4 separate regions of the Homo sapiens genome follow, and all the other regions are linked to region 1. The links are chromatin contacts, found by Hi-C or POLR2A ChIA-PET in ENCODE. All regions are on one chromosome and are shown on one strand. The core of a region is the stretch at or near the end of the contact, and the rest is flanking DNA. Distances in the headings are between cores, read along the strand shown.

Region 1 (3,445 bases), core at 877-3,376:
CTGTAAGTTCTGGGGTACATGTGTAGAATGTGCAGGTTTGTTACATAGGTACACACGTGCCATGGTGGTTTGCTACACCCATCAGCCTGTCATCTACATTAGGTATTTGTCCTAATGCTATCCCTCCCCTAGTCCCCCACCCCCCGCAACAGGCTCCAGTATGTTATGTTCCCCTCCCTGTGTCCATGTGTTCTCATTGTTCAACTCCCACTTATGAGTGAGAACATGAAAGTGTTTGGTTTTCTGTTCCTGTGTTAGTTTCCTGAGAATGATGGTTTCCAGCTTCATCCATGTCCCTGCAAAGGACATGAACTCATCCTTTTTTATGGCTGCATAGTATTCCATGGTGTCTATGTCCATTCTATCCATTCTTTATCCAGTCTATCATTGATGGGCATTTGGGTTGGTTCCAAGACTTTGCTATTGTGAGTAGGGCTGCAATAAACATACGCATGCATGTGTCTTCATAGTAGAATGATTTATAATCCTTTGGGTATATACCCAGTAACGGGATTACTGGGTCAAATGGTATTTCTGGTTCTAGATCCTTGAGGAATCACCACACTGTCTTCCACAGTGGTTGAACTAAATTACACTCCCACCAACAGTGTAAAAGCATTCCTATTTCTCCACATGCTCTCCAGCATCTGTTGCAAAACAAACAGTTTATTTCCTATACAATTTGCTCATTGTCTATAACATTGGGAAATAAAGGAGAAAAGTGTGACAAGTGACTAAATAATTTCAGTGATGACTAGGACATTTGTGAAGTTTATCAGCCAACAAAACATAATAAAATTGAGTTGGTCCCTAGTCTCCCAAATATCCCCTCTCTGCAGCTCTGGAGGGCTGTGACGTCAACGAGGAATAATGGCTCGCGTCCACGGTTCTGGTTGTTTTCTCCTTCAGTTTTCACAATTCTTTTTTTTTTTTTTTTTTTTTAAGTGCTAACCTGCTTTCTTTCTCTCTGCCAGGGGTGGATGTGATTACAAAGCTCTTCTCAGCCTCAGGTAAAGATTATTGTTACCTGTGGTCCTGAGAGACCTGGCTCTATTTCTCAAACCTTTTGTATGTGTGCTGGGAAACCCTAGGGTTAAATGTCACTTCTCTAGAGAGCTGGGGGAACTTTCACCACCACAAAGTGGCCTAATCCCACGCTCTGTCTGAGGGTTTCTCTGGAGTCCCTCTGCTGGCCATGAGAAACAAGAGCAGAAAGCAGTTCTTTAGAATAAGAAACCCAGAATTTTGTATTTGAAAGTGATACATAGAGATGTAGAGAGGCAAGACTTTTCCTGCTCAGCAAAGGGAAGTCACACTCAGGTTATGATCTAAAGCAGTGAGACTAGGTGCAAAATCAAAATTAATTTAATACAGGGTACTGGAAAAAAATAATTCCTTTGAGGAATAACTGGAATGTACAACTAATGTTTGGTTTTTAGAACAAGGCTGGAAGGCATGTTCCTTACCCACAAATACTCCGCCTTTCCCCCAGGTTGCTTTGGTCTGGTCTAATTCATGAGTCAGATTACCAAGGTATCATACAAATAGACAGACGCCATACAGATACCAAACTGAACCGATGGAATCAGACACTTGAGTGTGCGCAATTGATGCAGCACTCTGATTACGGACTGGGCTTTGTGGTCCATTGGCCCTGGGTTTCATTAACTGTCCAGGCTCCCTCCAGAGACTCAGGGCATGTTTTGTTGCTGTGGGTGGTGCTCTTGCTCTATCAAAGGGACCGCAAGAGAGTATGCGCTTCAGATGATGACCAGTATAGGTGCTGAAGGACTTCTTATACAAAAAGAAGCAGCTCCTGGTGTTTGTCACCAAAAGGATGAGAAAAAGAGAAATGAAAATCAACCACATATGCAACAATGTCATATCTTCTCGACTCATTTTCTGATCAAACGAAAATGAAAATAAAATCCATGCACTATACAATGACTTAGAAATATCTACCAGCCCAGAGAAGTAGATAAAGAGTGAAAATATTTCAAAGGAGATGGATGAGAAATAGATGGCACTTGGTGGAAAGTCCTGACAATACAGCAAAGGAGAAACTGGTCACTTGTGTTTAGGAAAGGGCAATGTACTGAGGGGCCTTGGCCATCCCTGAGGTGCAATGCATGACAGCAGCCAGTGGGGGTCAGAGGTGCTCCATGGCTTAGAGCGCCTTTAACCCTCAGCCTGCAAATCCTGCGCACAGGAGACCAGCTGGACCTCCTTTGGAGCTGGTACTTCCCTCCAGGCAGAGCAGAACTGTGAAAACATAGGAGGTGGTTGATCTCATATGCTTTACCACAAGCGCACTTTTGACTTCAAGACAGTTTGCTGATTTTATTTTTTCTTTCACTTATTCTCTTCCCGTTTCTCTTGTTCCCAGCAAAAACCTCTCTGTTGATCATGGATACAGGACAGTCATCTCTCTGAGTTAAGCATGTGAACACCCAAAATCAAGGACTATAGCCTGTTTCCTGAACCCTTATCTCTCTAGGGTACAGAACTTTTTTTAAGTCACTGGCAGTTTGGAGACAATGCTTAAGTGGGTGGGTGGTTCTGGTTGGTTTATAGGTACACACGGGCATCCGGGCTGGAGGTGGCTCACACAAGCTCATGAGAGCCAGTTGTGTAATCTCTTCCCTGCCCCTAGTTAAGTGATGTCATGTTGGTAGCTTGATGTTGGCCATGGTGGGAGTATTTATGCTACAAAAATGGCCATTTACTGCAAATCAGGACTACCCCTCTCCCTGCAGCACCCCAGAAAGCTGGTTGTTAAATACAATGAGTACACCAATGGCCCCAGGGCAGGTTTAAGAGTCAGAGAAGGTATAAATTGCTGGTCAGGCCTGGTGGCTCATGCCTATAATCCCAACAGTTTGGGAGAGTGAGGTGGGAGGATCACTTGAGCCCAGGAGTTTGAGACCAGTCTGGGCAACATAGTGGGACCCCATCTCTACAAAAAAATTGGCTGGGTGTGGTGGCACACACCGGCTACTAGGGAGGCTGAGGCAGGAAGATCACTTGAGCCCTTGAGGTTGCAGTGAGCCATGATTGTGCCACTGCACTCCAGCCTGAGTGACAGAGCAAGACCCTGTCTCAAAAAAAAAAAAAAAAATTACTTAGCCTCATGTATGTTCATGTTCAGGCCACAATGCATCTAGTGAAAAGAAAAAGGAGCAGTGTTTGATTAGCTGAGAGGATCTTCCAGTATGAACCATTCCAGAAACTATAGTCAACAATCCTTTAAAGATGCCTTTCCTATTAAGGGCAAGCAAGAAATTAAATAAAATTTTTGTTTGTAATTTTTAACAGTTGAATTGCAGTACTAAGTGGCTCATGAAGCCATGCAACATCTTTTTCCTTTCAATTTTGAGCCTTAGGAAAAATGTGAGCTTTCTTAGAAAGCTTGTAACATCAGATTTATCGTTTTTATGAAGCAAAA
Region 2 (3,260 bases), core at 15-2,514, 580 kb after region 1:
TTGTATTTTTAGTAGAGATGGGGTTTCTCCATGTTGGTCAGGCTGGTCTCGAACTCCCAACCTCAGTTGATCTGCCTGCCTCGGCCTCTCAAAGTGCTGGGATTACAGGCATGAGCCACCGTGCCCGGCCAGGATTCTATTTTTGAGTGTTTATGAAATGTCCCCTGTGTGCCAGGCATTGTGCAGAACTAGTGTTTTAGTCAGACTATTTGAGGTTGCAGGGAACAGAGATGGGTTAAAATTTATTTCATTCCAAATTAAAGAATCCACCAAGAAGTTTCCTCCATTGCAGCATGTACACTTGGCCCGTGGAGAACTAGTCATTCATTATCCAGGGGTGGTATAAAAGTGGCTGTCATCATCTAACAGCTTATCAGGGGACCCGTGTACAACTTGTTAGGTTGACTTTTGTTGCTTCTGCATCCCTGTCTTTCTTCTAATTTCTCTCTCTTCTCCCTTATTTCTGTCTCAGTGTTTCTACTTATTACCTTGCTCTGTTTCCGTGTTAAGTGCCACTCTTCCTGCAGTAACACTATTTGTGTGTTTTACTTTCAAACTCTCAGGGAGAGAGCTGACTCAGGCGTACAATACCGTTCAGTACAGAAGGTCATTGGACCAAGGAACATTCCTGGACCAGGCAGCTGTGGAAGCTGGGATGGATTCAGATGTATAAAGCACCTTAAGCATTAGCCACCACCCTTAGGACTGGGCAGACCCTTCGCTTCCCAGAAAGGGGCAGTATGTCAGGTCACTGGGCAGTGTGATAGAACAATGAATAAGAGGGAACTTGTCCTGGAAGAGCTCACAATGTGGAGAGGGAAGCAGATACTTAAACATATACTTAATTTTATGATATATTGTAGTTAATATTTACCATGCAGCGGGAGAGCAGCTAACTGCCGTAGAATGGTGGTAGGAAATTCTTCATTGAAGCCATATTGAGATGGCAAAGGGTATTCCTGGCAGGGAAAAAAAAAAAAAAGTCATCTGCAGAGACGGGAGTAAAATATCATGGTATATTTATGAAGTTTTTTTGTGCTATGAGAAGAGGGCCATAGTTGGTATTTAAGGGGCTCCAGGAAGAAGGTCTAATTTATGGTACTGATGAAGATGATTAGACATAGAACCAGGAGAAAAAGACCTCATAGAAGAGTAGAGGAGAGACCTACAAGAGAGTTAGCACAATCAACAGTGGCTGACACCACATTATAAGGGGAGGACTGACTACAGTTTCCCTGAGAAGGGACCCTTGAAGCATCTTGGTTTTTAACAGGTGAGTTTTGTAGGTCTAGGAAGAGTCTAGCACTAGAAACCTAACCTCAGGGAGTAAGCGTTCTTGAAGTTCTGTGTCAGGTCACAAATTCATTCTTAGGAATGTCTAGAAACCAAAACCAAGAAACCTCATGTTTCCTAAATAAACAGGAAATGAAGATAAAGCTTGATCTGTAATAGTGCTTAAGTTTCTCTTATTTTTCTGACCACAATTTTATTTATTTTTAAGTCTTCAAGGTAGTTTCTCAAAACACATTGTTTAGCTGAAATCTGTTATTTTTTTAAGGTCAAAAGTGTATACACTATTATTTAAAATAGGTATGTTTCTGGGTAATGTTTGGCAAAAATAACTCCCCGAAACATTCACGTTTAACCAACATGAGTTGGAGATGGCTCTCATCTCCCAGTGACTTCACAGCTATCTGTTTAGATTAGCTTTGGTTAAAAAAAGATTTTTTTCCTGCTATGGCTGTGATATCTTAATTGGATGATAAATCACTGCTATATACATACATACATACACACACACACTCATCTAGTAAAAATGAAAACCCTATATATGCCTGGCTTATGGAAGATTATATGTTAGGATTATAACAAAAACAATACAAGTATGTAAAAAAATTTTTCACAGTTTGGTTCTGTTTCAGAGAGAAATTAAACAGAGTAGATGTGATTTATTCGTGGCAAATACAATAGGATTTACTATATATTTCATTGATTCAAAGATCCCAGTGGTTGTAAGTTGTACCATTATTTTATATACTATGAAGGAAATAACACCTGCCAGTTAAATTATAATAACTTTTGATTGCAAGAGGCATTCATATTTCAGATATTAAAATGTGAAAAAATACACATTTTAAAATTAATGACATGTAATTATTACAAAGAGACTAGGAAAAACACTTTGGTTTATATTTGCAGATTAATTTAGGAACAGTGAAAATTGTTCTGAACAACATCTAAATTGCAAATTTAGTCTTAATTAAATACAGAATTATAAAAAAAGTTAATAAGAATAGTCATTAAAATTTAAAACTGGGAAGGCTGTAGGACTGCCAGAGTTAATAAGTGATCATTCACTTAATATATGTTCATACTTATTATGAGCCAGACATGCTTAGATGTTAGGTGTATAGATGGCGATAACACGTGGTCCCCTCACTCATGGAGCTTACAGTTCATAAGAGAGGAACAGTTTGCAAACTGCATTAACCATGTTAAAGGAAAAATACAAGTGCTGTGAAAGAATGGAACTGGGAGTTCTTAATTGAAATTGGGAAAGTCTCTGAGGAGTTGAGGAAAATCTAGAGAGTGGGTAGAAATTAGGTAAAAAGTAGACAGAGAAGGAAGCAGCCTGTCCAGAAGCCCTGAGTAGGAAAGATCTTGGGGTTATTGAGGCAGTGAAGAAGGGGGGTTGCAGGTCTGATGACAGGAATTGAGGTGAGACCACGAGGTGCAGGGCCACTTAGGTTGGGCTAAACATTTTGGATTTTAGTCTAAGCCCGGGGGGAACCACTAGAGCATTTTAATGGAGGAAGTAACCCTGGCTGCACTGTGAAATCTGGGTAAGATTCAAAGTTAAAGAAGCCTCGTTAGGAGCCTGTTGCTAGTTCAGAGCAGGTTTAAGAGCAGCTTGACCTGGATGGGCGTGTGAATGGAAGACATATTTTTTAGAAGATTATTTGACAATATTATCAAAAGTCTTCATTTGTGTACATTTTTAACCCAGCATTTCCATTTCTAGGTGTTTATTCTAAAGAAATAATTTAGGCCAAATGTGGTGTAATCCCAGCACTTTGGGAGGCCGAGGTGGGTGGATCACCTGAGGTCAGGAGTTCGAGACCAGCCTGACCAACATGGTGAAACCTCATCTCTACTAAAAACACAAAATTAGCCAGGCGTGGTGGCACATGCCTGTAATACTAGCTACTTGGAAGGCTGAGGCAGGAGAATCACTTGAACCTGGGAGGCGGAGGTTGCCA
Region 3 (3,528 bases), core at 147-2,646, 680 kb after region 1:
GAGGAGGCGGAGTCGAGCGCTCCTCCGCAGCTGCCAAAAGTGCAAGACGTAGCTTCACTCGAATCGCTCCCGGCCCCTTTCGGGCCCCCTCTTGGCTGCCTCGCCTTCCTCCCCGAGTCCCAAGTGTACAAACTCACAGACCCGGGACGAAGCCCGGAGTCTGAGAGGCAACTCCAAGTCGCTTCTTGGAGCTCAGCAAGTTTCCAAGCAGAGAAGCAAAACCCAGAGCAGTCGGCTGGCACCATCAGTCCCCCATCCCTGGCATCTCCGGAGTCCTCCAAATCCCACCCGGCTCTCCGAAGCCCCAAACAACTCGAAACGTAACACCCTTTTCTGGAACGAACTCGCGTTCTGAGCACCTAGTTCGCCCCTGGGGCCCGGGAGCCCCAACTCCGAAGCCGATCTCTTCCCCTGCAGCGTAGGCCAGCTCGAATCGGACACTCGCCCCCAAACCAAAGCGCGAGCCCCCCATCCTCTCTCTCGAGTCCAGAGATGCAGCTCCTCTCAGTTCCAGGGATGCTGGCTCCTTCCAGAGTGTTCAGTCCCTCCCTGGACCGTCAGCGCGCCCCCCGCCCCAGCGAGCTCCAGCCCAGGGGCTCCTGCCACACCGCCCCCTCCCCCCAGCTCACCAGTCCCGGGGGACATGGCCGGGGCAGCTTCGCTCGCCCAGCCTTCCTTCCTCCAGCCCAGAGAAAACTGGAGCTATCAAGCCGCTCTCCTGGAGAGGGCGTCGAGGGTCTCGGTCTGCCCTTTAACCCCAGGGGCTCCCGCACCTCCCGGGCTGCGGGGTGGGGAGTCCCGCTCTTCTGAGAAGCCCGGTGGCCCCGCATCCCGCTCTTCTCCGCGCCCCCAGCAAAGTGAAGCGTGCGGCTCCTTCGCGCCGCAGCCCGGGCCCGGTGGGCCGGGGGCACAGCGCACGACTCCCGCAGGGCAGTGGCGCAGCCCGCTCCCCTCTTTGCGATCCGGCCGCGGAGGGGGGGCTCCGCCGGTTTCCACCCACCCGGGCCCGGGGAAGAGGCGCGGAGGCGCCGGCGGCCCGCGTCAGCGACCGGGGACACGGCACTGCCTCGTCCCTGGGGCAGGGCTCACTGCAGCCGGCCGCCACCTCCGTCCGGCTCGGTCGCCCGGCCCGACCGGGGCCGGAGCCGCCGCGGCCTAGTCCCGGAGGGAGACCGCTCCCGCGCCCGCTCCCGCCCCCCGGCCAGCCCCGCCACGGCCAGTCGCCGCCCCGCGACCCCCGCGTCGCCACGCCGCCCCTCATGGGGCAGCGGAAAGAGCCCCGGATCCCCCAGGCTGGCTCGGGGGTCGCGGGGAGCCGCCGGGCGCCCGCTCCAGCCCGGCTGCTCCTGCCCGGTTTCCCTGCTCACCTCCGCCATATTGGTACCTTTAGGGCGAACGAGCAGCGCCGAGCCCAGTCCCCGGATGGGGCGCCTGAGCCAATCGCAGCCGCCGCCGCCACCGCCGCGGTCCGCCCGGCACCCGCCCGGCGGCGGAGGCGGCACGGCCCCTTATAGGGCAGGGCGGCCCGCGACGCCCCCGGCCCGCTCGCAAGCCGACGCCGCCCGGCGCCCCTCGCCGCCCCCGCGCCGGCCCCAGCCGGCCAGACCCGCACCCGCGCGCACCGTCCTTCTCCTCCTGGCTGGTGTAAAGTTCCTGCCGAATTGGAGGCAAGTGGGGGACGGACGGACGCGCGGGCGCGGGACAGACCCACGTCCAGCCAGTGGAGGCCCAAGAGCCGGCGGGCGCGTCTGGGAACCGACCCACAGACACCGCGGCGCGGGAGGGCGTGCGGGAGGCGGGCAGGAGACTTGGACTGGCAGGCGATGTGCAGGGGAACTCGACAGACTCAACTTCCCTAAGAGGAGGAGGCGATCTATGAAATAGACAGATGTGGGAGGAAGCCCTGGGAAATGGGAGAAGAGGCTGGTGGATGGCAGAGTCAGTCCAGAATGAGAGGACTACAGTCAGGCACTTTGCCGTTTCCACGAAGGGACCTGCAGGAATGGGAGATGGAGACCGGTGTACACTGCTCACGGAGTGGACAATGGAAGTAGACATTTGCCAAACAGGTTATTGACAGCACAGAAGAAAAGACAAAAGATCGACAGGGCAGAGAAATGATGCTGAATATACTTGTACAGTTCAAGAAGATGCCCAAAAAATATAAACTGTGCTGTTATCCAAAAAAAAAAAAAAAAAAATTAGACCAGTTCTAGGAATTGTTCATCACCAACGTGTCTTAGGGGATGACCCAGAGATACTTGATACATCTGTTGAAGGACAGGAACAGCATATCAAAGGCCCTGAACTGAGTCTCAAAAATTCTACCCCTCACTTCCCTCACTTCTCCAAAAAGGCCAAACGTTTGGGTAGGATCATAAAAGGAAACTAGTCCCCTGTGCAAGTGGATGGGTGAAAGACGGAGCATAAGGCTTAACAGGAATACCTGCTCGTACATGTTCCTTATGACCATTTGCTCTTCATTGGAGGAGATTACTCTCCGGAAGGTCCACATCCACACTGAAAGACTTTGAGCCAAGTACACAAAAATATACACTAACGACTGATTGGAGAGTTAGGTCCTGCAAGAAGTTAAAGTAAGGTATGGAGTTGCCCTAGCAAATTTGGAGGACACATTGTCCTAAAGTGGGAGGCCAATTCTATCTGTGGAAAAGAAAGTCGGCTGTAAGGTACATGAATAAGTGAGATGCAAATACCATCAGGAATTATAGCAGGACCCTACAGGAATTTGGAGAGAGTGATCTCAGACACCAGAGCTCTTCTCCCAGCTTTTTTCTAAAACATACGTAATATTAAATGATAAAGACAAGTTTTTAGAAGCTAAAACTTTCCATACGTCATACTTTTAATCCAAACATGAAAGGTCTTGATTTTAACCTGGGGTCCCTCCAATTCCCTTATTGCTGGAGTGCATACTGAGGATGAGGCTGGAGACTGGAGGTAGGGAGAGGGTTATTTTCAAATTTTTTGCCAAGGCATCTCAAAATCAAGCTTATGCCACGGGTAAAAGTTATTTACTTATGGAAATTTTAGGGAAAAATCACTCCAACTATTTCTAAACATCATAAAGACATGGAAAATTACACTTTCCCTGCTGTGAAAGATATCTTTCGACCTTTTGTCCAGTCAAATAACTCAAAAACAGCTAAACTTTGAAACCAGACCTTGGCACACATTGTATGTACTGTCCTCAATGAGGCGTTCAGAGTTTTCAAAGTAAAAAAAAATGGCTTGAAATTAAGTACAAGTGAATAACTTTAGAAATGACGCAGTGAGCACGCGCTGTGGACAGAACCATGAAACAGTGCCCTGAGCAGCTGGACCGCAGTCTGAGCCACGTGAAGAAAGTGTCTCCAACAACCTGCCTCATACATTACACTGGGAAAAACATTTTCTTCCCAGCAAACTTGGCTAATCCAAACTATAAATGTAGTCTTAGATTATATGTTTTGCCATAACTGAAATATACACAGATTTATTCACTTTCATGAATCTAGTAATGTTTCT
Region 4 (3,540 bases), core at 958-3,457, 950 kb after region 1:
CGGTGTGGTGGTGCATACCTTAATCCCAGCTACTTGGGAGGCTGAGGCTGGAGAATCGCTTTAACCGGGAGGGTGGAGGTTGTGGTGAGCCGAGATTGTGCCATTGCACTCCAGCCTGGGCAAGAAGAGTGAAATACTGTCTCAAAACAAACAAACAAAAAACACAAAAAAACACAACTACAAGTGGTCAAAGATCTACCTGTAACTGTCTAGATATTTGCCTCTAAATAATGAGACAATGCGAATGCAAAGAGCCAGTATGATTAAGAATATGACCATTTTCAGAAAAAGCATATTGACTCTCTTGGGTCAGATATGGTGGCTCACACCTATAATCCCAGTACTATGGGAGGCTGAGGCTGGAGAATCTCTTGAGGCCAGGAGTTTGAGAACAGCCTGGGCAACATGGTGAAACCCTGCCTCTCTACAAAAGTAAATTAAATAAATGAAAATTTTCACACAGATTAAGAGTTTATTTAAAAATATCTTTCTCATAAATACTAGTTAATTTCTTTTCACTTATGAAATTTTTTATAGTAATTTATACTTTTGGTTCAGGCAAGCTGTGTTCATTTTGATTTAAAGTAATTCCTATAGGTGTTTTGACTTTTCTAGACTATAAGACCTGTGTAAAAGAAAAAAAAACAAAAAAACCCCACTTTTTTTCCTCTCTACTCTCAACACAGAACACTTCTATAACCACATAATTTGGATTCTCCCCCTCAAAGCAGTTCTCCAGCAGACACTACCTGGGTATCCTATAATTCATTTCAGTTCTGACACTGTCTGCTTGGGATAGGGTCAGATCCCACAGGTTAAATGTTCAGTCCCACAAGACTGCTTTCACTTCAGATGCCAATAGCCAGTCCCAGTCACCAGTACTCCTCACTGGTTACAAACCAGGATTTCTGCAACCACCCCCATTGGGTCTGAACAATTTGTTGGGATGGCTCAAAGAATTCAGGGAAACACATTTGCTGATTTTATTATAAAGGATACAGGTGAATAGATTGATAATGGTGAGGTATTAGGTGAGGGGAGGTGGTGTGGTGTGTGGAGCTTCCATGCCCTGTCTGGGTGTACTACCCTCCCAGCACTTTCATGTGTTCAGCAATTGGTCTATGGGTGGTGGGGCTGAAAGTTCATACCCTCTAATCACTTGATTTTTCCTGTTACTGGCCCTGTGCTGAGACTGTTGGGGGCCCCAGTCTAAGTGACTATTAACATAAACTTGAGTTATCACAGGGACTTGATAACTTGATTTCACCTCAAGTGATCCGCCTGCCTCTACCTCCCAGTGTGCTGGGATAACAGGCGTGAGCCACCACGCTCGAGCCAGAATCAATTTTATAATTTGGCATTTTGTTCTCCCATAAGGACTTACCAGGTCCTAATAAATTTTGGCCATATGTGTTGAAAAAGATACACTTAAGTTATAAAATTCTCCTATAGAATATAATTTTAGGGTTTGAAGATGGATCTTAGTGATCATCTAAACCTTATACAGATTTTGGAAGGTTAACTGAATTGTTTTCACATAGCTGATTAGTGTGAGCCTAGATTAGAATCCAGGATGTATCTCCTATTCTGTGATCTTTCCATAGGACTCATTTTGGAATTCTGTAAAATGAGTAAAAATTCATAGACTGTAAAAAAGGGATTTGAGGCCGGGCGTGGTGACTCACGTCTGTAATCCCAGCACTTTAGGAGGCCAAGGCTGGTGGATCACCTGAGGTCAGGAGTTCAAGACCAGCCTGGCCAACATGGTGAAACCCCGTTTCTACTAAAAATACAAAAATTAGCCGGGTATGGTGGCACATGCCTGTGGTCCCAGCTACTCGGGAGGCTGAGGCAGGAGAATTGCTTGAACCCGGGAGGCAGAGGTTGCAGTGAGCCCAGATCCCGCCACTGAACTCCAGCCTGGGTGACAGAGCGAGACTCTGTCTCAAAAAAAAAAAAAAAAAAAAAAAAAAAACCAAAAACAAACAAACAAAAAAAAAAACAACAAAACCACACACACAAAAAACAAATAATTAAAATTTAAAAAAAAAGGTACTTGAAATTGTTGGGGAATGGAGACCTCTGTTGATTAAGCCACTGAAATCAATTCTTGTTATTGACTTTTGCCACCTTCTCATTCGTGTGTGGGTCCCTGGAATTCCCCTGTACCGAGCTGCTCTTGTTTGTCTTTTAAGTCAGCATTTTCCCCAGTCCTGCCTGGATGCATATGGGTTTCCTGCTTTCCTCTTTTGTCATTTTCTCTGAAATAAATGTAAGACTTCTTGTAATTTTTAAGTGATTTCATAGCTAACATAAAGCACAGTAATAAAAATTAGCATCTGGGCCGGGTGCGGTGGCTCATGCCTGTAATCCCAGCACTTTGGGAGGCCGAAGCAGGGGGATCACCTGAGGTTGGGAGTTCGAGACCAGCTGGACCAACGTGGAAAAACCCTGTCTCTACTAAAAGTACAAAACTAGCTGGGCTTGGTGGCGCGTGCCTGTAATCCTAGCTACTCGGGAGGCTGAGCAGGAGAATCGCTTGAACCTGGGAGGCAGAGGTTGTAGTGAGCTGAGATCGTGTCATTGCACTTCAGCCTGGGCAACAAGAGTGAGACCCTGTCTCAAAAAAAAAAAAAAAATCTGGAAAGATACACAAAACATTAAAAAAAGCTTGTAAATACTTGTCTTCATTTAAATGTTAACTTGAAGTTAAGATTGGTAATTTAAAAAATTAAAAAAAAAATAGAGACAGGGTCTCACTATCTTGCCCAGGCTGGTCTTGAACTACTGAGCTCAGGAGATGCTTCTGCCTTGGCCTCCCAAAGTGTGATTACAGATGTGAGCCATTGAGCCTGGCTGATAATTGTTAACGTGCGTTGAAATTCTCAATGCTTTTTGGACCTGACTCTTGATTAATTTATATAGGCCCTCATAATGATGATGATTTTACTCTTAGAATTTGGAACACCAGTTCTAAATTCTGAATTCTTCTAATTAAAAATTAGCTTTAGAAAATAGTTGACAATTTAAACTTTTTTTTTTTTTTTTTGAGATGGAGTCTCGCTCTGTCGCCCAAGCTGGAATGCAGTGGTGTGATCTCTGCTCACTGTAACCTCTGCCCCCCAGGTTCAAACGATTCTCCTGCCTCAGCCTCCTGAGTAGTTGGGATTACAGGTTCCTGCTATCACACCCAGCTGATTTTTGTATTTTTAGTAGAGATGGGGTTTCATCATATTGTCCAGGCTGGTCTTGAACTCCTGACCTCAGGTGATCAACCTGACTCGGCCTCTCATAGTGCTAGGATTACAGGCACGAGCCACTGCACCCCGCCCAATTTGAACTCTTAACTAGCAGTATTTGAGATTTGTTTCTTTGCCCAAAGTGGTTTTGACAAACACAATACTTTCTAGTGATACTTTTATTGTACCTTTTCTGTCTTATTCTTTCTCAGAATCATCATTTATGAATTCTATTTGTAATTAACCTCTTGTTTTCTGCCATAGACTTTTGTTTACCCACATCGTTTCTCTTTTTAATATT

What was found. Hi-C counts contacts between places; a loop is a spot of excess contacts on that map. ChIA-PET counts read pairs that join two places held with the same protein, here RNA polymerase II (POLR2A). Pooled maps may share reads with other maps.
Region 2: a loop to region 1 is called in a map of CD4-positive, alpha-beta memory T cell, with 6 times the contacts of the local background. The contact joins two enhancer-like sites. A Hi-C loop is called at or near these places in 16 of 168 maps with a recorded cell type or tissue (CD4-positive, alpha-beta T cell, CD4-positive, alpha-beta memory T cell, DLD1 and 12 more) and 11 of 50 pooled maps. POLR2A ChIA-PET finds 5 or more read pairs at or near these places in 7 of 52 experiments (CD4-positive, alpha-beta T cell, CD4-positive, alpha-beta memory T cell, HEK293 and 4 more).
Region 3: a loop to region 1 is called in a map of OCI-LY7, with 11 times the contacts of the local background. The contact joins the promoter of MIER3 here to the enhancer-like site in region 1. A Hi-C loop is called at or near these places in 2 of 168 maps with a recorded cell type or tissue (OCI-LY7 and heart left ventricle), 3 of 37 single-sample maps with no recorded cell type and 8 of 50 pooled maps. POLR2A ChIA-PET finds 5 or more read pairs at or near these places in 1 of 52 experiments (SK-N-SH).
Region 4: a loop to region 1 is called in a map of B cell, with 6 times the contacts of the local background. The contact joins two enhancer-like sites. A Hi-C loop is called at or near these places in 39 of 168 maps with a recorded cell type or tissue (B cell, CD14-positive monocyte, CD4-positive, alpha-beta T cell and 24 more), 24 of 37 single-sample maps with no recorded cell type and 40 of 50 pooled maps. POLR2A ChIA-PET finds 5 or more read pairs at or near these places in 1 of 52 experiments (CD4-positive, alpha-beta memory T cell).

The regions. Positions count from the first base shown.
Region 1 is chr5:56,268,570-56,272,014 of GRCh38, forward strand. No RefSeq gene overlaps it. Among named protein-coding and RNA genes, the nearest start is that of ANKRD55, 37 kb to the left of the region's middle. Within about 2 kb of position 2,127, at least 5 of the 41 ENCODE cell types and tissues checked have a DNase peak (open chromatin) inside an H3K27ac peak, as active enhancers do; they include B cell, where a contact is called at or near this core.
Region 2 is chr5:56,851,116-56,854,375 of GRCh38, forward strand. The region is part of intron 1 of MAP3K1 (mitogen-activated protein kinase kinase kinase 1); the gene reads left to right. Among named protein-coding and RNA genes, the nearest start is that of MAP3K1, 37 kb to the left of the region's middle. RefSeq lists a silencer at 1-105. Within about 2 kb of position 1,265, at least 4 of the 41 ENCODE cell types and tissues checked have a DNase peak (open chromatin) inside an H3K27ac peak, as active enhancers do.
Region 3 is chr5:56,950,727-56,954,254 of GRCh38, forward strand. MIER3 (MIER family member 3) reads right to left here and starts at 1,397. Exons shown (of 13, transcript NM_001297599.2): 1 at 1,368-1,397. The coding sequence starts at 1,376. RefSeq lists an enhancer at 229-318 and silencers at 889-1,058, 1,119-1,228, 1,259-1,678.
Region 4 is chr5:57,217,429-57,220,968 of GRCh38, forward strand. All of the region lies in intron 3 of GPBP1 (GC-rich promoter binding protein 1), which reads left to right. Among named protein-coding and RNA genes, the nearest start is that of GPBP1, 45 kb to the left of the region's middle. Within about 2 kb of position 2,208, at least 5 of the 41 ENCODE cell types and tissues checked have a DNase peak (open chromatin) inside an H3K27ac peak, as active enhancers do; they include B cell, where a contact is called at or near this core.